2 separate regions of the Homo sapiens genome follow, and region 1 is linked to region 2. Evidence: chromatin loops called from intact Hi-C (ENCODE). Cell type or tissue: adrenal gland. All regions are shown on one strand. Links, peaks and the distances in the headings refer to the core of each region. The heading gives the core; the rest is flanking DNA.

Region 1 (10,296 bases), core at 1,626-9,625, 120 kb before region 2:
TATAGATCATGCATAGAATTTAATATGGATTTTTTTAGAGACAGCTTATTGTTTTTTAATCCTGTGTACTACTACTTAGTCATTTTCCCTGACTGATGACAATTTAATGAAAAGTGAAATAAAAAACAATACTAACTATCTGGTTTTCTGGAACTGGTTAAAATATATTGAAAGTTTTTCTTATGTATGTGAGTCATATTTGAGGCTATTGTCGATGTCTGTAAATTCTCATGTTGCTTCTTTTAACACTTGTCAATCATATAAATGGTATTCTGACACCCAATATATAACTTAAAATTAAATAACTTAGAATTCAAGCAAATATATTTTTTAACTAGTTTTGAGTAGGTGAAGTATTTGAAGTATTTAAGAGACTTGGAATGATTTTGGTGACATTATTTGCTAATAATTAATCTCATCTCCATCTTTATGTAAAATTTCAGATTGTTTTCCGGGATACTCAACAGATAAATATGTGACAGACCTATGGCCTTTAATTTCTTCTTGAAAGATGAGAAAACAACATTTCATTTTCTTTGACTTGGTGGGAACTACCCTTGGAGGGTGGTGACAGTTCATGGATTAACCCTGGTATCCTGTCCATTACCAATGTACACCAATTCTGACTGCATCTTTAGAAATAAGAATATTGCATTTTTAGTCTAAGGTAGGTAGGGAATCCTGGAAAGGATAAAATTCTGATGTCCTTTTCTCAATGTATTTCAAAAAAATTAACCACTGCTTTTAAACTTTATTATTTACCTGTTTAGGACAATTTGGCTTCATGTTAGCAATGGAAGTTTCTCTTTCTGACTCGTGTTTAACTTTGTTGTTGAGCTGGAAAAACACAAGAAAAGGCCAGTGGGAATAGATGAAAGAACATGCAGGAATTTCTCTTCAAGTTTTGCTATTTCCTGTAACAATAGACGCTTTTTGAGGCCTCCATTCCACATCCAAAGACACATATTAAAGTGCACTAACATTCAACACCAAATTTAATTATTTCACAATAATATGTTGAAAAAGCTTTTATAATTTTGCTCCTGAAACTCTGTGTCCAAGTAAATTTAACTGATATGTATCTGTGAATTTGGAGACATCTTGCATACATGAATATTCTTGCGAAGTGAAAAAAACCTAATCTACAAATCTTTTTCAGGTACAAAGAGATTATTAGAAGACTAAGTGGAACAATGAATAAAGTTGACAATGTATTATGTTTTTTAGATATGCATATAAATGTTAATTGATTTGGGTTTTGCAGTTTTTCTTTTCAGAGTTTGGAGTTAATGCATTTGTTTCCTTGCACCAGTGTTTTTGTAGGTCTTTAAGATGGTCAGAGCATCTAAAAAGCTGGCCATATCTTTCACTATTGTGGCCTTTTGGCACTCAAAATATCTCTGTATTTTAGTAATCCCAAATTTCCGGGGAGGGACATGTGGTAGAACAGCACAGTGTATTGGAAAATGTCATTAACATTCTTTGGCTAAAATATTTCAAAAGCAGACACATTGGATTGACCTTTGGCACTGAGAGCAACTGGGAGTTCCAGATCTGGGTGCCAGGTTCACAGAATTTTTTATTGCGTAATTGGTGAAATTGTTTACTAGAGACAGAGCTTAAATGTAACAGGTGTTTCCCTAGGGCACCCTCTTAGGGGAGTAGGCAAGAGGCAAATCAATGGCACAATACTTATTCTATGGCATAATTTTTCTCAATTCTTCTGTCTCAAAATAGGGTCATAGGTTTTTTATATGTATTAAAACTGACATTTCTTCCTTTTCCCCAGTTCCCACGGTTATTTACCTAGGATAATAACATCTCTTGGTGTCTAGAAGTCTCTCTCAGCCCTAGAGAATCTACGTGCCTTTTAAAGAACACATGTCTCTACAGGTATGCACACTGCAGCTAGACCCACTATCACTCTCACAAGTGGTTGGGCAACCTGAAGATACTGCTACTCCAGCCATAAGCCAAGTGTGATGGTTTCCTTCATTTTCATTCTTATCCCAGTGTTACAGGAAAATCAAGATCCCAAGCCTAGACATAGCCATCTTCTCCAATCTTATTCAGGAAATAATTTTTTCTCTCTGTAGCCCCATATATATCCTCAGACCTGAAAATTCACACCATCCCCCAATGCTGGAGGGCGAATTCTCTCATAATCACCCTATGTTTTGATTCTCTATCTAATTACTCAATTTTTCTTCCCAGCCCTCTAGACAGATCTCACTGAATTTCATCAGCAGATGCAATGAATCAGCTTTGATTGTCTCTCTTACACATAAAACAACAACACACACGCACACATACATTCCTGAAAACCTTAACGATTATTTTAATGGTTCAGATTTTCTCTGAGGCTTTACAACCACAGAGAAATATGGAGGTGCAAAGTGGTCCTAAGAAGACACATTCCTGTTCTTTCCAGTTATAATTTATTTAATTTTATTTTACTTTGCTGCTAGTTGGTAGCACAAAGGGGTGAGTCTTACCAAAATAGAAATAACTACTATTTTTTTACTTTCTTTCACAAATATTGTGGTACCTTCTCATGATCTGAGATACATTGACAGTATATTACGCAAGTTAGCTATCTACTCTCTTTTTTATGTCATTCTTGATAGCATCTTTTGGAAATCTTATTGATTAATTCTAATTCATCCCAAATAATTTCATAATAGTCGTTTAAACTGTGAAGAGTCTGATGAACCTCAAAGCTTTTAGTGATGAGGCTGTCAATAGCAGCCTAGTAAAAAAAGAAAAAAAGATGACAGTTCTACAACCTCAACCGGTTATTTATAAGAAACAGGAAGAAAGATAAAATAAAGAGAAGAAAGAGAAAATGAACTAAAGAGAAAGATTAAGGGTATCAGGGCTCAATGTACTTTTGAACATTTCTGGAATTTGACAACTTGTTTTCCTTTCCAAAGGCAATAGATAAGAGCTGTTTAGCAAGGAAAAGGTCATTTACAAACAGAAGAAACATGTTTGGGGAAAATACGTCAATGTAAATTCATAATTTGATGTGGAGGGGTCCTGTAGTTGAGACTTTTGGTCTCTTAGGAAGAAAATTAATGGTTATGTAGACAATTAGTGCTTTATTTTGTTTTTGCACTTGTTGCAGCATTCAGTAATAGCCAGCATTTGCTTTTGTTGTTTTGACTTACTCATCACTAGTTCTCAAGGGAGAACCTGTATAAAAGCCTTCTTGATGCTTTTGATTGGAAAGAGGGATGTTTTTCAGAAAGAGTCATTGGAATCAAGTTTTAAAGTGTATTTTTGATTTTCTGTATCTAACATATTCATATACGATCTGTATGTGCTCACAAATATAACCAGGAGCAATGTTGTTGTTGTTCTGTGTGGAAAGAATCTCATTCTGAGAAGGAAAAAGCAACATTAGTTGTGAACCCAGCAAAGCCGTATTGCCATGAGAACCACACAGTACCAACTGCTTATTAAACAAGAGTGAAGTTTGAGGCCACTAATGTGCCTGAGGACCCAAGGAGCAGGTCAGTTGAGGGTATGGGTGCAGTCATGCTTACTTACTCTGGGCTAACATAAGCCTTTGTTAGAGGGGAGGAGCCTGGTAAAAAGAGTGTCTAGATTTCAACATGGCCCATAAAAGGCTAGCTGCTATTGTTATTATTCGTGGTCCATCTTTTCTGCCAAATTCATTGTATGCATTTCTCCATCCTTGTTTTATTTAGGATGGCTGTCTGATGCAACCTTGCTTTAACATTGTGTCTTCTCCATCTCCCTGTCTTTCCCAGATTGTCCTTCCTAGGGCTAATATTTTTTTTTTCTTTGTTGTAGCTTCTACTCCTGTAGCCCTTTCTTGCTCGCCCTTTCTTCTTCTATTCTCAAGTTTTCTGCTATGGATTTGCCTTCTTTGTCTCTCTGCCCTCTGATCCTTAAATTCTGCTTCCTTCTTTTTGTTCTCTCAGCTTTCAGTCTTTTCTTTTTTTTTTTAATTATTGCTTTTTATATGTTTCTCTCTTTTTTTTACAAGGTACAGTGGGATTGGGTTTTAATTTATCTTTTTTTGCTTAGTTGTAAATTTATTTTTGGCTTTTCAAACATAACTGTACTCTTCCAGATCATATTTGTGTCAGAGTTAGTCTGTAAACAGTCTGAGAACTGGGACCACAGTTTTGATCTCTGAATGCCCTGCAATGTATAGTATGGTGTATGATGCAGATTAAGGTCATAAGAAAAGGTTTTCAGAAGGTATTAGTCTATCTTGTTTTGTGTGTCTTGTACATTGGTCCATTGCTGAAGGCAGTGCTTTTTTGAACCAGAGTTGCTTAATGTCATCTTCACCTCTGTGATGCTTTATGTCAAAAGACATCTTTTTTACATGTCCACATGGATACAATCTCTTGGGGTCCTATCTTTTTCACATTAAGCACATGGGTCACTTGGCTAGTACCCTGAGGCTGTTGGCTTGAGTTGGGTTACATTCCTAACTAATGGGAAAAACCATAAAACACAAGATGAGTTAAGTCAGAAACTAATAGAAAAAAAGAAAAAAAAAACATAGTACTGCATTATAAGTTGCTGGCAAGAAAGTCAATACACGTGCCAACTCAGTGAGGGGCAGAAGTGGATTTCAAAGACAAACTAAGTAGCTAGGATTTGGAACTGGGGGATGAAAGTAAGCAAATATGTCAGGATTAAATGGTAGTGGTGGTGGTCTGGAGAAGACTGGAGAGGCAATTCCTCAGCAATTGCCAAGAATATCAGCCCTTATATGTGGCTTCCTTTTATGGGTTGGCAGAAAGTTGGACATATCAGGAAACTAACTTAGCTTGAAGAACTAGGAGATGGTCTGAGTTTTCGGTCCATCTTTTTGTCAATTTTGTTTATTCAAAATCCAGGGTCTTGACTACAATAGTTCTTATAATAATATTGAACTGTTAACCAATTTTGGACTATAGTCCAGGAGTAACCAGCCATGCCATATACCTATCCAAAGCAATACCCAGATGGGTTTTTTAACTCAGAATTTTGAAAAGACTTCAAGTATCAGGTAAAAATGACAAAATACCCATTTTAGAAAGAAAACAAAACACAATTTCCCTGTACAATTACCTACGTGGGTATAAAGACATATCTAAACTAATGCAAGATAACGTTAGATGAAATTCTGATGTAAACTTCAAAGCTTTTCTCACTAAGGAATATCTGAAAACAATAACCCTGTTGTGGCTAAGAGTACAAACTGTGATTTTGGTTTGGACTTCTCTTGGTTTTTCCAAGTTGTGCTGAATCTCCTATGTTTGTTCTGCAGTGTTCTCCTCTGTCATACTTTTTTTTATTGCATTGAGGTCCTTATTCCCAATTGCAGAAAATTATATATATATATATATATATACATATATATCTATATATATACATATATATATACACACACATATATATATACATATATATATACACACACATATATATATATACACATATATATATGTTTCATGAAATTTTAGGGAATTTTTTAATTTCAAAGTAATGCATATTTTGCATATCTAGGGAAATAATTCAAGATACAGCGGGAAAATGTTAATAATCTCCCTCAATACACTACACAGGTCTTCAAGAGCTCTCTGAAATAACTAATATTAATAGTAAGGTGTGTGTCTTTTACAGAATTCTATATGCTCTTGCAAATAGCAATCTGACATATGTTATATGAGATCAAATTGAACAGGTTAACTACTTTTTCAATGACAAATGTAATTTAGATATTCTTACCAAGTTTTTAGATATTTCTGGTTTTTTATTGTCATATTAATTGTTCCTACTTTATTTGTACCACGTTTTATGCAAGTGTTGCCCATAGGTGGACATGCATTTTATTGCCATCATTTTGCCAATATGAATAATTCTAAAATATATATTCAGGGTACTTATATAAATACTAAAAATTAAATCTTTCATCTTCTAATTAAGTTTGCTTCCTTTAAAACACTGAAAATTGCCATGATGAGTTTCGTATTACACAAGGATTAACATCTCTCTTTGGCCCAAAAATTCTGTGCCCTGCAAGGTTGTCCTGCCCCTCTGTGTTTTGATGACAGGATTGTACTCTTCCTTTGGTAAGAAGATGGACTTCCTGATGGAAGTACAAGCTGAAAGGGAACCCTCACATTTGGCAGAAACAGGAATATCTTCCTTCCTTTGTGACACTATCACAGATCCCAACAAGCGCTTGGGGTCAGCAATTCTAGGATCTCATTACTTGGGGGCTGCTCTTTTGTGAAAGGTCAGCTTCCTTTGTCTGCCACCTTATATACAAAGTAAAAAGGGCAGCAGCAGTCAAGGACAATGTTAAGCAGCCCAACTCTTCCTAATAAATTTCAAAGCCCACTGAAATATTTTTGTGCTAGAACACATATTTTTTTCCAAAGGCTTTGGAAATCAGAATTTTTATTTTTACATTATTATCTTGGGAATGTGTACAACTGTATTTCTTAACAACCCTCATCTGTTGAACTTGTTTGGCGCTGCTTAATCAGTGTCAAGTAATGTCATGGTTTATCAATTGAGCTGGAAAAAGTGACTCTGTAAATCTAATGGACCTAGGTTAAATCTATTGTTATTTCCTTTTTCTAGCCTGTACTTGATATGTTTCTCACTTTGAATTCAAATGTTAAGATCAGAGCATGACAATAAAAAGAATAATACAAAAGTTAACCTATTTAATATGTGATGCTGGGATGACACAGAACTATTTGCTACCTAAAATATGTCTAGAAGATGGGAGATCATAAAGTCTCAACAGTTTCTTCTCCTAGAAGAAAAGTTAGACCAAGAATGTGTATTTCTGATAGTAGTTAATCCTCTTTACATAGTCATATTTCACAGAACTTAATCACATCTTTCCAAGTTTGATGGCCAAATCTCACATGCTTTGGAAACTCAGGGAGTTTTTCCTTCCCAAGGACCTGAAAAGATGACCTTTTTTTTTTTAAACACTTTAGTCAAATTAGCATTTTTTTTTAACTGCTGGAAGACTCACCATTTTTTAACCCACACTTAAAAATCATTAATATATATTATACTTAATATACATTTAGTGAGAGCAGAAACATTTTAACAAAGTCTGGAAAAGGAATTTAGTAATCAGAAACGAAAACAGTGTGGTTAGGTGAAAGGACTCTGAGTGTGCTAGTAGAGTAATAGTTGTGGGAGGTCCAATTTTTGATTCTACAACTTGCTTTAATACGATTTCCCCAGAGTTTCTTTACTTTTTAATATTTCAGCTTCTTGTCACTTCTTCCCATTACAAGAATATTTAGTTATTTGGTAAAAATGTCTTGAGGATCAATATTAGACTAATAGTAATGTGTTTCAGTGTTCGGTGAAGAATGCCAATATATTAACATATTATGAAGGTGATAAAATATAAATAAGAACCATTAACTCAAAGAGATTGTTATTAGTGATAATGGTAAGGAGAGGGCAATTGAAAAGCTTGGAATTGACTTGATACGTGAATATAATGGAGCACAAATCCTTAAGATGGCTCCGATCAATGCTATTCATTGAAACATTTCTTTGCACTTCCATTATGCTTCTCCACATCCATCTCTGCAATCAGCTGGATTGAAATCATATAGAGATTTGCTCTCAGTATTTCTTATACTTCTTACATGAATTTTCTTTATTGTTATTTTGTTTTGGAAAGGAGTGCAAGTCTGTCTCAGCACTCTATTCAAAACTCACCATATAGTCTGAGATGAATATATTGGAAAGTTGTCTGGTTCTTACATTGCTATATTTCACAATACTTGTACTTTCCTCATTTAAGGTTCCAGGATACCTTTTGTCCCCTAGAGTAAATAAATTAGAGGGGAGAAAAGGTGTCATTTTCTTGCAGCCAGCTTACAGAGTGCCAGCCCTTGCCTCCCTAGAGTGAAATCTCATGTTTAAAAATGCTGTGAGTGAGGCCAGCACTGGCTTTGGGTGTGGTATTGGGTTTTAACTAGATAATTCTTCAGACTATTCACTGGGAAATGAAGGAATGGAGTTTTGTTTTAGTTTTTTTCAGCTTAGCATTGAGCTTTCAAATATCTTCAAACTTGCTCACATTTAGCATTGCTAAACTTTAATTTTACCCTTTTGTTAATCTTCCTCCAATTACCATGATTGCCTTTACCAAGCTCTTCATGCTCAAAACCCAAGGGCAATCTCAAAGGTCTTCAAGCTATGTGATCCCCACCCCCTGCATGTGGTAGGTGTTTAATAAGTGTCAATTGACTGAATGATTGGTCTACATGAAAGTGGCTGTTCCACATCCTGTACTCGAATAATACTCACTGAGCAATATATTTTGGGCACTTAACCATTTTTGCCTTCCTTTTGGTATATCCTATTAGCTCTCAGAATGGAGAATCCTCCACTTCATCTTTCTTCTGCCCTCAGATCTTACAACAGTGCTAGTCAGTATCTATTGAATAAAGAGTGTATGGTTTAATTCCCTACCCTAGATGTCCTTTAATTGATTTTATAATCTTCAGGAAACTTAATAAAACCTCTTTGATACTTACCTTTGCTTCCCTTATAGTTTGCTTTCTTCCTTTTTAATAATTCAAAATAATGTTTCACTTTCAATTATAAAGATACTAAAGCTAAGACAAAAATATTAAGGTAAAATTCTCCTCAAGGTGTTTGGCATTTTTTTTTTCCGGGAAATATTTGGTTTCTTTTTGCTTACTCACATGTTTACTCTCAATATAAGACGTTTATCTCAATACATCTACCTTCTCCCACCCTTTTATGTACGTTTGGTCTCATGACGTTTTGTGAAAAAGGGAAATAAGATTTTTCAGTGTTTGTGCAATGTTCAATTTTAAGATCTTCTAGTCCAGTACTGTATCTACTCATTATGTATCCTATAGTTACTAATATTTGAGTTTGGTACTTGGAATATTAGAATGTGAAATAAAATGCTGTATCAATCAATACATGTTTCTGGAGCTCTCCCTATTGCCACCACTGCTTGGGGGTGGTTTGGACAAGACAGGAGTTATAACACGATTCTTGCCCCTCAGAAGTTGATAATTTATTTGAGAAAACAGGGAGGACTCATGAACAAAGGAGGGTAATCAAATGCTAAGTCATGCGACATTGACTTAAATTGAGGAGAAAGGGCAAGGACTGTTGGAGCAAGTAGACCCTTAAAGGGAGAAGACAGTCTTGGGCCAGGTTTGAGGTGGGCATATAGTTGGGCATTTGGTATATTGCTTAAGTAACAGCAGGAAGGGAAAGTATTCTTGCTAGAATAAAAGTAGAAACATAATACAGGCACGAGATTGGAATTGAGAAGGGACAATATAATGACAAAACAGACTTAGATGAAACAATGCATCAGAGAGGCACAAGGTTAGAAAGAGCACAGCAATGACAGAAAGGCTTTAAGAGGGCAGATGAGAAAAAGTTAATAGTGGTTTAATTTTGGGGTAGGGAGTGGTTTTGTAAGTTTCATTTTTAAGGCATAACCATGAATGAAAACAATGATAGATTTTTAATTCTTTATTGTTTTAATAAAATGCCTACATTTTGACTAAAATAATATGATTGGCCCTCCACATCTGTGGGCTCCACCAAGCGTGATTTCTACCAACTGCGGGTTCCATCAAGTGGGGGTAGAAATTATTTGAAAAAAAATTAAAAATAACAAAGCAATAGTAAAAATAATACAAATAAAAATATAGTATAGCAACTATTTATATAGCATTTACACTGTTTTAGGTATTATAAGTAACCTAGAGATAATTTAAATTATATGGGAGGATATGCATAAGTTATATACAAACACTACACCATGATATATAAGGAATCAAAGCATCTGCAAATTTTAGTATGGGGGTGGGGGTTCCTGGAATCAATCCCCCACAGATAATGAGGGACAACTGTACTTACAAATCTTCATATAGCAGAAAACCTACTACAATGAAACATAAAAAGCTAACAAATAGTCTTATAAAAGAAGGCCTGCAGTATATATGACAAAAGTTTAATATCCTAGATATAAAATTTGCTTGTACGACTCAATAGGAAAAAAAGGGAGAAAATATTCTAATAATAAAAGACACAAAAAAGCATAAATGAAGAAACAGAAATAGCTACCAAGCACTCAAAAATATATGTCACTAATAATCAAAGAAATAATAACCACGAGGGAGATACTATTTTTGCCTACTTGGTTTTTAAAGAGTTAAACATTTCCTAACAACCAGAGTAGACGGAGATGTTGGAAGACAGTCACTTTCACTCATTGTTCATCCT
Region 2 (10,296 bases), core at 1,374-9,373:
GACCATGGCTGCCAACTTAAAATTCCTTTCTTTTAAGGATGCAATGTTGCATAATTAGTCTGCTATTGCAGTCAGGATGCTTGCACACTTTATTTTACTCCTGGTATAGAATGCAATAGACTATCAGAGTTGAAAGGAACCTCTGAGACCATCTAATTCAACTTGCTCGTAATATAGATGAGAAAACAGCCTCTGTCAGTTTTAATGTCGCACAGCAAGTTAGCTGTCCATTAGAATCTCAGAAATAAGTTTCATTTTAGAAAATCTCAGTTATTTTCTGTATAACAAATAGAAATAGATAAAAAAAAGTAGCTAAAAACAATAACTATTTTTTCTAATGATTCTTTTCATTGACAGAGCAGGCCTCTGCTCCACGTGGTACCAATTGGGGTTACTCCAGTCACTGAAGAGTTTGGCTGGGACACCTCAGTTGCGGCACCTCAGTACTTCTCTACCTGGACTCTTTTTTCATATATTATCTCATTCTCCAGAGTCTCTCCATGTGGCCTCCCTCTCTAGAAGGATATTCTGGGCCTGAAATGACATATGTTTCAGCCCTAACACAACACAGTCTTCATTGCAGTAAGTACAAATTATTGTCCCCAAAGCTTGTCTGAGTAAATCGACATCAGGAAATTATGTTGTTGGGATTATTTCCTTACAGCATAGTGGATGGGTTCCAAAAGGCTGAGTAGTTGGGTTCTAAACTACTTAGTTATTCTCTTGGGAGCATCCCAGGATAATAAGCTCCAATGTGTGGGAGTGCTTATCTAACCACTGCTTTATCATACTCGTGACTATCTTTTGGTTGCAGCAAATCTATGGCTAAACTCAGAGCTAATGTGAGAGTATACTGGACTGGGGTATGAATTATGGAAGATGTGGTTCACTTGAAGCATCAATGTGCCTGCCTATCAAAATGGCAGATAATTTATGTGGTCAAGGTCAAGGAGCAAGTTGCAGTATGTAACACATAATGTAATGCTACTTAAATTAATTGATTTTTTTTTCATTACTTCAGTATACTGTGCACTGTTATGGGTCTGTTATTGGATTGCAGAAAAGTTGAAACTTTCTAGAATTTGATGAGCCCTGGGAATGTTCACATTGGTTTTGGCAGCCACCGTTTCTTTCTTTCAGGTAATGAGATTGTACTAGAGTCAGGCAGCTCTCAACATTTCAACATTCAAATGTTTGACCATAAGACCAGAAAAGATCCAACATATTTAATAAAAAGTGAAGGCATGGAAATACTATTTTGGATATGTTTCACTAATAAAAAGAGCAAGACTTCAGTATTAGCCTTCTATTGGAATGTAAATTATTCTGACTTGAACCCACACTGAACTGCCTGCAGCCTGTAACTTAGAAGGAAAAAACAAAGTGCCACCACTGAACTGCTGGCCTTCTAACAAATATCACCTATTAGCATTCACAATGAAGGCAAGCATGAATCAGCATGAAAGTATACCCTATATAAGGTTTCTTTTAGCTTCTCTCAAGTCTTGACACACACCTGTGTCACTGACAGCTAGTATGCAAATTGCCTAAAAGCTCCATTAGGCTAGTCTAGGCAAGGAAGCCCATCTGTTCGTTCCGTGACACTTTCCCTCCTAGATCCTCATGTGGGAATATGTCCTTGAGACATGCAGATGGATGAATTTGCGCCAGTGTCTGGTACCACCAACCTTAGGGGAAGTTGTCACTTCTACTTGCTTTATTGCCTCTAATATTTGATGTCCTCTTCCTTCAGATGCCAAAGAATAAAATTTTAAATCTAAAACTTCAAAGGGTGGTGAAGGTTTTTAAATTCTGAATAGAAAGTACATATTACTTTTTAAGCACAAGAAAATGGAACATGATGAGCCCTCTGTTTAAAAATTATGGTATTCACTGGGTGTTTTTCAAAGCTGTGTGTGTGGTCTGGTGTTGACAGGAGAGAACATACAATTTCAAATTAGCTAGTGCTTGTCAGCTGTTGCTGATAGCTGTTGGAAGGTTTTGGGAAAGACAGGGGCACGGTGATATTTTGGCAAGCTTGCCTATTAAGGACATTTGCTGGAAATGACTTCATGATTCCTATCCCTTTCTTCTTAAAAAAAAAAAAAAAGCAACACAACTACATGTAAGCAATTGGAAAAGGAAATTCAACCACTTTTTTCTGGTGGTTTTTTGAGTAGACTCAAGTCTCTTGCCCATCTCAGATTGAAATCCCCAGAGAAAAGTTAGAAGTGGCAACAACATAATCAGAAAAGCAGCTATCCTTTGATATCTGATATCCATTCATCATAAACAGGCTTCTTTCATTTTGTTAATCTGGCCTAGCAGAAAGATCTACTCATATTTCATTCTCAACGAAGGTAAGGTGGCATAAAAGTAATGGTAATCTCACCTCCTGGGTAAAGAAAACATTACAAATCAGAAAATCGTTTTTAGAAGCATACAATAACTTGTAATCTGGAACCAGAAAGATAGATATTTCCTCTTTTGACAAATCCTCATTCTATAGCAAACAATGTATAAAGACATCTGACATGTTTAAGACAGGACAGAAATGATGCTTTTGATCATTTTGGCACTAAAATGATTCATGATTTTATCAGATTAGCGCCTGTTTTCCATTTTTCAGGAAATGGTCCAAAAGACATACTGTTTTTATTGACAGGACTTCCAAACTAGTTATTATTTGCTAATAATGTTGTGTTAAAAATCTGAGCAGAGTGTCTTGCCAGAGAGAGAGAGAGTGAAACTTTTATGCCCAACGGTGTTTGGATGAGCAAGATAATTACACCCTTGTCCATAGCAGATGCTCTGTTCTTCGCTTTGGCAGTTTCCCTGTTCAGTGTGCAAATAATTTTCTCTACTAAAGTTGGTAGCTATTTGCTACAAATATATTGCTTTTCCAGCAAAGAATGGATCTTTTCCATCACCACTCACAAATAGCAACTGAATTGACTGGAGTTTTTATTGTTTCAAACACATACACAAAACTGATGTGAAGCAGAAAGAAACTCATATGAATGCCCCATGTCTGTCAAAGGATGTGAATAAAATAAGTTATTTACCAAAATAGTTGAAAAACTACATTGTAACAATGATTTGAACTTATTTAAATTAAGACTTTTGAAGAAGTCAATGTTGATAGTCAAATATTTTTAAAATTCAAATGTGCATTTAGTTAGTTTATAATAGAAAAGACACTTATTTACATATATTGCAAACATCTTATGAGCTCTCTTAGCCCCTCTATTTCTGTAACAGGCAAAATTCACTTTGTACATATATAGTGAGACCAAAAATAAGGAGCTCATATTCCTCACAGTTTTGACAGTCATGTATGACTATGCTTGAAATGGGTGGGTGTATTCTCCCTGGCCAGTGATGAACGAATACATTTCCATAAGCCACTATGCTTGCTTTTTGGGTAGCCCAGATGCTGTGGTTTTGTCTGTAAGCAGTATGCTTGCAGGTGTTTTGGCAGAGAACTGCAGAAGGAGAAGGGTGGAGAAAATACATTTATTATAGTTCCCTTTTTTGTTCTTACCACAGCCCCAGAAGCATAAAGGCAAGTAGAACCACTCCTCAAGTTGCCATGTTTTCATAGATACATAAGGCAACATATACTTATCTAATAAAACTAATAATATAATTGGGGGTTAGGTTGATGAATTACCCCTGAGTCTCCCAAGAAGAATCATTGTTGACTAGACTTTTATGGTAAAATTCACCTTCCAGCCAAAGATTAATTAAGTGCCAACTGAAAGATTTTGTTCCAAGTATGTATATGTAAGTGCTGAGAATCAGAAGTGTGGCTGGCTGCGTGGCCTGTCCTCAACTCTTCAGCATTCCAGGGGTAGAAATATCTACTGAAGGACAAAATGTTTATCACCAGCAGGGACATGAGAAAAAAATGTCTCCTAGAACCTTAAGCAGGGAGGAGATAAATCTGTCTATGATAAAGGTTTCTCAGAGGAGGTGAAATTTGAATCCTGCCTTCAGGATGAATAGGCTTGGCTACTGGGGAACCAGGAGGAAGGCATTTTATATAGAACAGCAGCAGGAATCAGGAGGCAGTAGACTGCTCATTTTCAAATGGCTTTTTCAGAGCATGCTCAAATACTACTATTAGGTTAGACGGCACTGAAAAGAGAAGATGGCCCTGTTTGGACATTAATATTATTTCTCTTCTCACATAAGAAAAAGAGAGGCAGCAGAAAGCCAGGCGCGGTGGCTCACACCTGTAATCCCAGCACTTTGGGAGCCCAAGGCAGGCAGATCACTAGGTCAGGAATTCGAGACCAGCCTGGCCAACATGGTGAAACCCTGTCTCTATTAAAAATACAAAAAATTAGCTGGATGTGGTGGTGTGCACCTGTAATCCCAGTTACTCAGGAGGCTGAGGCAGGAGAATCGCTTGAAACCAGATGCAGAGGTTGCAGTGAGCTGAGATCGTGCCACTGCACTCCGGCCTGGGCAAAGAGAGTGAAACTCCATCTCATTCATACATACATACATACATACATACATACATACATACATACATACATACATACACAGAGTTGCAGCAGAAAAGCTAGGAGAAATGCAGTATAATTTTGTTAGGAATACCAGATAATGATGTGTATGTATATACTAATAAGAATTTAATAACTCAAATATTTGGAAACATAATTCTAGTTTTATTTAATAGTTACACTGGTGTTACAAGAGAATATCAAACATGGTAGGATAAACAATGGTACAGTAGGATTCTAGGTACATCCAGGGTTAAGTAAGATTAGAAATAACTTTCATTCACATAAGACATAGGAGGTCATTTTTCCCTTGGATCCTCAGTGCTGGATTTCCATTTCCGTTTCTAGGTGAAGAGAACTGAATTGTGTAAGGGCCATTCACAGAACTTAATCACTGCTTAAAATGTTGTATCAAAGTTATAAATAACTGAGTAGATCCTGTATGAAATTGGGAACTTCCTTTTCCATAAGATAATAAATGCCTGCATCAGGGACATGGTCCTTATTCTCTTTTTGTTCCTTTTACTTAAACTTCTCCCTTACTGGCTGCTATTCTATCCTCCCTTCTCTAATTACACATAGACACATCTATGCTTCCACCCTCTTTCTCCTTTCAGAATGTGCTTAAACACACTTAGTAAAAACAGTCCATTTTGGGATATCATTTTCTCCTTGCGCGGGAGTCTTTTAAGGTTTTAGGATGAAGCATTATTGACAGGTAACTTGTGTCCTTTCTAATCACTGTTGAATCATCCCTGCAGTTTCTGTGTTTATTCTTATGCCTGATCACATTCGATAACAAAGCTTGTGCAAAATCAAAAACAAAAAGGTCTTGAACTGCAATCAAATAAAGGGGAGCTACCTGGTTAACAAATTTTACAAAACATTTATTGGAAAATATATCTATCCCATGAGATAGGACACAGTCAAAGGACCACCCACTTTCTCCATTAACATGTGGATAGCTGTCTGCTTCTTACTGCACTTTCATTCTCTAAAAATAACCACCAAGGTCTTTTAGTGAAAATAAGTAAGTTGGAACCAAAAACAAAGGCACAACATTCTTCTCCAAATAAGTTGCTCAGAAATGCTTTTTCGTGAAACATAGTTTCTAGCATCTTCCATTTTCTTGCTATTTATCCATGCTTGGAATTACTTCATTCATTAGTTCTGACAACGGATTGTATTTGTATCATTGCTTGACAAATGTGTTACATGTTTCAGTCTTAAAATATTCCACTCTGAGCTCAGTGCTGCATACTTGGGAGATAATGTTAAATCAGCCTCGCGACACACTGCTGTCATCATGCCAAATAACTCAGGGAAAAATGATAAGGGTATAAAGAGATCAATAAGGCAAGAAAATCTGTGCTTTCAAAAGTAAGGCAAAATATGAGAAAGACTATCAGTCAAGCATCGGGGCATAAATAAAGCAAGAATATGCCACGTTTAGGGCACCGTGATGCTACAGTGAGCAATTATCCCATGAGTAGTAAATTTCTCTTACGTTTGCCTAACACCTTTATTGTAGGTCATTCTAAAATGTAGCCATGAGATTCACCGGCACATTGATCAGCCTAGCATTGCTCTTTTTTCTCCCATAATAGAATAAAATGAGGATATGGCTGATAAATGCTGAGAAGGACAATTCCCAGACCATTTAGATGTGAGTGGCCACACTGGAGTGTTCTCCCTGTGTAAGAAAGATTTATATAACGCACATTTTTTAAAATATGAATTATGCAAATACATTTCTGCCCATTGAGATGATATTACTCAACAGGGCCCTCGTAAGTGCCCAGTTCTGTTGGATGTTTAGACAGAAAACAAGCAAACTGTAGATACCGGCAATTTGGAAATTAAATCTTTTATTGAGTAATAGGTACTCAGGCGTGCATCAGGAAGCAATCGTTTTTCTTTTTCAGCAAAGAGCATTAAATTATTATAAATTTGCAACAATAAATGGAATAGCTTGCAGGCACAAGACAGTAAATTTATGAACATTTGAAAATAGAAATTTATTTTTGTGTGCTAATGGTCAGGGAGACTGTGAAACTGGCCCAGAGCCCTTGAATGTCAGTCTCAGGAAGGTGATCTATAGACAGTGAAGAGAATTTCAGGATTGCTTTTATTAACATGGGGATGAAGTGTGAAAATTAATTTTTGTTGGGGGAAGATAAAGCTTAAGGCTGCATGTGGGATAGATTAGAGTACTTGGAGCTTGGGAACAGGAAATACAATTTGGAGACAGTTACCTTAATCCATATGTGAAGTGAAGTGCTCTGAATAGAAATAGTAGAACGGATGGAAAAGGCAGATGTGGGAGACACTGAGAATGCAGCATAGGCAGGACTTGGGGCCTGGCTAAGACTCAGTCATGACAATGAAATTTTTTTTTTAAATGATGTATCCAGATGTTAAATTATCAGTATACTGTATATCTGTGGAAAATGATTGCTGAGTTCAAGTGAATATTCAAGGCATAATGTAGGATGAAATTTTCATGCCATGATATAACACTTGGAAGTACCCTTCAGCATGTAGAGCCATCAGGAAAAGTGTCCAAAAAAGGACATGAAGGGGCATGGGCTAAAACACATTGTAGACAGAAAGAACAAGTGGAAACGCATAGGAAAAGCATGGCCTCTGACTCATTCCTGTGGACTATTTAGAATTAAACATCTGTTGCTTTCAACTTTCTTGGTGCTCTCCCTATTTACCTTAAGTCATTTAGCTCTATCACACGAGATACTTACATCTGAAAATGGAAGATCACCTCTTGATATGACAGAGAGATAGAATTTTCAGAACACCTCTTGGTGTGTGGGAGAGGTGGAGAGATGGAGGTGTGGCTGGAAATGTGAGATAGTGCAGGTTTGCCTAGAAGCTGACAAAATTTAGGCTTTAGGGTCCCTCCTTTTCCCCAACCTCTTCTATAATCTTATATCTAATCCTGTATAATCATTTTGTATTCTTCTCAAAAATGGTCAATGGCCATCCAAAGTGTATAAAATTTAGATCCCACAAGATCCACATTCTTTCCTTAACTGGCAATGTGTTTCCATGGTTACATGGATTTGGAAAATTTGTAAAAGAAATGCATTTTAATCACAACTGGTCCTTGTCTCTTTTCACACTAGTTTCCCTATTTGCATTTTTTTTTTCCTTGCAGTGGTGGCAGGTATTTTGGAATTTAGCTAAGGGTAAGTTGGGTAAGAGATGCATTTATTTTGAATTCAATAGGATCCATCTTTGTGTTATTGCTAGCTGTTTTGTGGTCTGAATGGTTTCCAAGAATACTCATACTCCTCACTGTACCAGTGTCTTGGGCATTGTGGCAGGAACGTGCTGGGCCAACTCAAGGTTCTATTGTGATAGGAATGTGGTCTCTGGTGCCCAACACTGGAAGGATGTGGGAAGTAGAAGAAAAAATCTGAAGCCAGAAGCGAACTCTGTGCAAAATTCATCCACATTGTTATGCCCAAATTTACTATCCTAACCTTCCTACCATTCTTACCTTATAACAAGTTATAAGCTATTACCATTTATGAGTTGTGAAGCTGAAGAAAACATTTCTGAACTATCACTAGAAAAAAAAGTGCCTATCAGCTGTTAGAGGACAGGCAGAATTATCTGTCTCTAGATAATTCTCCCTGGAGAAAATAGTATGAAATTACTCTCATATAAAGAGACAATCAAAAGGTTTGCAGCAAAAAAGGAGAGGGGATTATTTCTGAAGTGTGTCAGGGAATTAATATTATTTTCTACATTTTTTATTTTCATGTTGTTCTTCAGCTTTTTAATATTAGTGATATGTTGAAATTTCGTTTTTATTCTAAACAAATATTCATTTTTTAAGTAATTTTATATTTATAAATTTTATTCTTTTTTTAATGGGTCTCCAACATTGTATAAACTTAAGGCACAACAAGACCTGAGTTTGTCCTTGGGTTCAGGGGACACCTTAATTTTCATAATCAAGTATGTAAACTTAACCTCTGGCTCATCCATGCAGTCCACGTAGAGTTAAATATCTGTTGCTTTCAACTTTTATGGTGTTCTCCGTTTTTACCTTCAGTTAGCTCTCCCTAATATTATCTTAATTCTCTAATTATTATAATTTGGGAATATCCTATGGGTTTATATTAAGTGGAATATATTGGTATCCCTTAGTATGCTGTACCCTAATTCCAGTTAAAAAGAATGTCCCCCTTTCTGCATAGCATAGTATTTGAGAAATATATTTAAACAGACTTTTAAAACTGTTTCAAAACAGAGATATGTGGTTCAAAACAAAACAACAGTGGAATATACACCAAAGTCGGGAATATCTGAACATGGAATATTATTCCATTTAGAGAAGTTTGAGAATTTAAACTAGTTTCATTTCAGAAAAGTATTTTCAGAAGTGACACAATCCGGTGAAATAAAGTATATAATCAGAAGTGTATAATCTACTGACAAGGAAAGGAATTGTCTATCGTTTATCAATACTCTATTATATTTTGGTAAAACAAATGTAAACATTATTTTTACTCCATCTCATAATGGAACACATAAGATGTGTTCTTGACTAACAGGAAGACCAACCATTGGAATTTAAGCTTGTATAATAGGCAAAATTATAATGTCAGTGATTATTTTTCTAGTTTTCCCCTTTGGGTCTTCAATAAAAAATAATCTATATCATTAGGCAGGGATGAGATATTGATTGGTCACTAAAACTAGCACATCAGCTACAAACATAACTTTCACTTTCTTCCCATTCATAAACAAGTCATTATTTGACCTGCTGGGATGTGATAAGAAGTTCAAAGTAAATGGAACACACTAGGTCATGCCATTCTCAGTCTTCTAATCAAGATAAAATAAGTGCAGAATATACTTCTTTTTTGTTATTATCTGTGTCATTGCGCAAAATTGTAAATTGGGTCCAGGATAGAAACTGGTGGCCAAAATTAGAGGTGTGTCTATTTGTCTCTCTGAAATTGCTAACATATGACACTAATTGACTTTGTCAGAATCCTCAGTGCTAAATGAAATTAATGACCAGTGGAATCCAAATAAATAAAAGGAAATGTGCCTTTGCGTATAGCATAGCCAGATTCAGGATGAATAGACAGTCAATGTTGCAGAATATTATAATACTCCAAAAAGTGGTTCTTGGCCAATGGTGGGTGTGCTAGAATCTCACTCTTCTGCATGACTAAACTGGGAGGATTTCGGCATTAAAAAAAGAGCTCTGTCTCTGTGATGTAGTGTATACTTTGAGAATCTTTGCTTTCCTCTGCTGAAATAAGGACATAACTCTAGAGGGTGCCTATTTTCATTGGGTGAAAAATATTCCTTTGCTAAAAAAAGTCTTTCATATGAGTCTACTGATGGATCTTAATTCATTTGAGTAAAAGCCACCATGCTAATAGCAAAAGTCCTATGTTGTTAGTCCTTCTCTCATTTTATTTTTATCTGTATTATTACTAAAGCAGTTTTCTCCCATTACTGCAAACCACAAGGAAAAGCAATCAAATTGATTACATTTATTGTCTTCGAGAACTCCAGTTATAAAACTAGACCATTCCATCATTCTATTCATTGTGATACTTAAAACTGTCACTCTGGGTAGTAAAATGTGTTTTCCTTTATTATAAAGAATACAGTTTACAGTAAAATAACTGGACATTCTCACAAGAATTAGCATTGGATGCAGGTGCCATTTTTTCCTGTACTCTATGCTTGATCAAAAGGCCAAGAAGCAATCTCCTATACTCTTAATACAGGTAAG

Evidence for each region. A loop is a pair of places that touch in the nucleus more often than their neighbours do. Peaks named below come from ENCODE experiments on the same cell type or tissue, not always from the same donor. Only the 100,000 strongest peaks of a DNase experiment are listed, where the experiment ranks them.
Region 1: a loop joins it to region 2, with 2.1 times the contacts of the local background. A loop is called at or near these places in 17 of 110 quality-filtered maps.

Annotation. Positions count from the first base shown.
Region 1 is chr3:29,289,916-29,300,211 of GRCh38, forward strand. The region is part of intron 1 of RBMS3 (RNA binding motif single stranded interacting protein 3); the gene reads left to right. Among named protein-coding and RNA genes, the nearest start is that of RBMS3, 14 kb to the left of the region's middle. In adrenal gland, for the core only: no CTCF peak of the experiment used is centred there; no DNase peak of the experiment used is centred there; H3K27ac peaks cover 406 bases.
Region 2 is chr3:29,408,873-29,419,168 of GRCh38, forward strand. The region is part of intron 1 of RBMS3 (RNA binding motif single stranded interacting protein 3); the gene reads left to right. Among named protein-coding and RNA genes, the nearest start is that of RBMS3, 130 kb to the left of the region's middle. In adrenal gland, for the core only: no CTCF peak of the experiment used is centred there; no DNase peak of the experiment used is centred there; H3K4me3 peaks cover 1,172 bases; H3K27ac peaks cover 1,596 bases.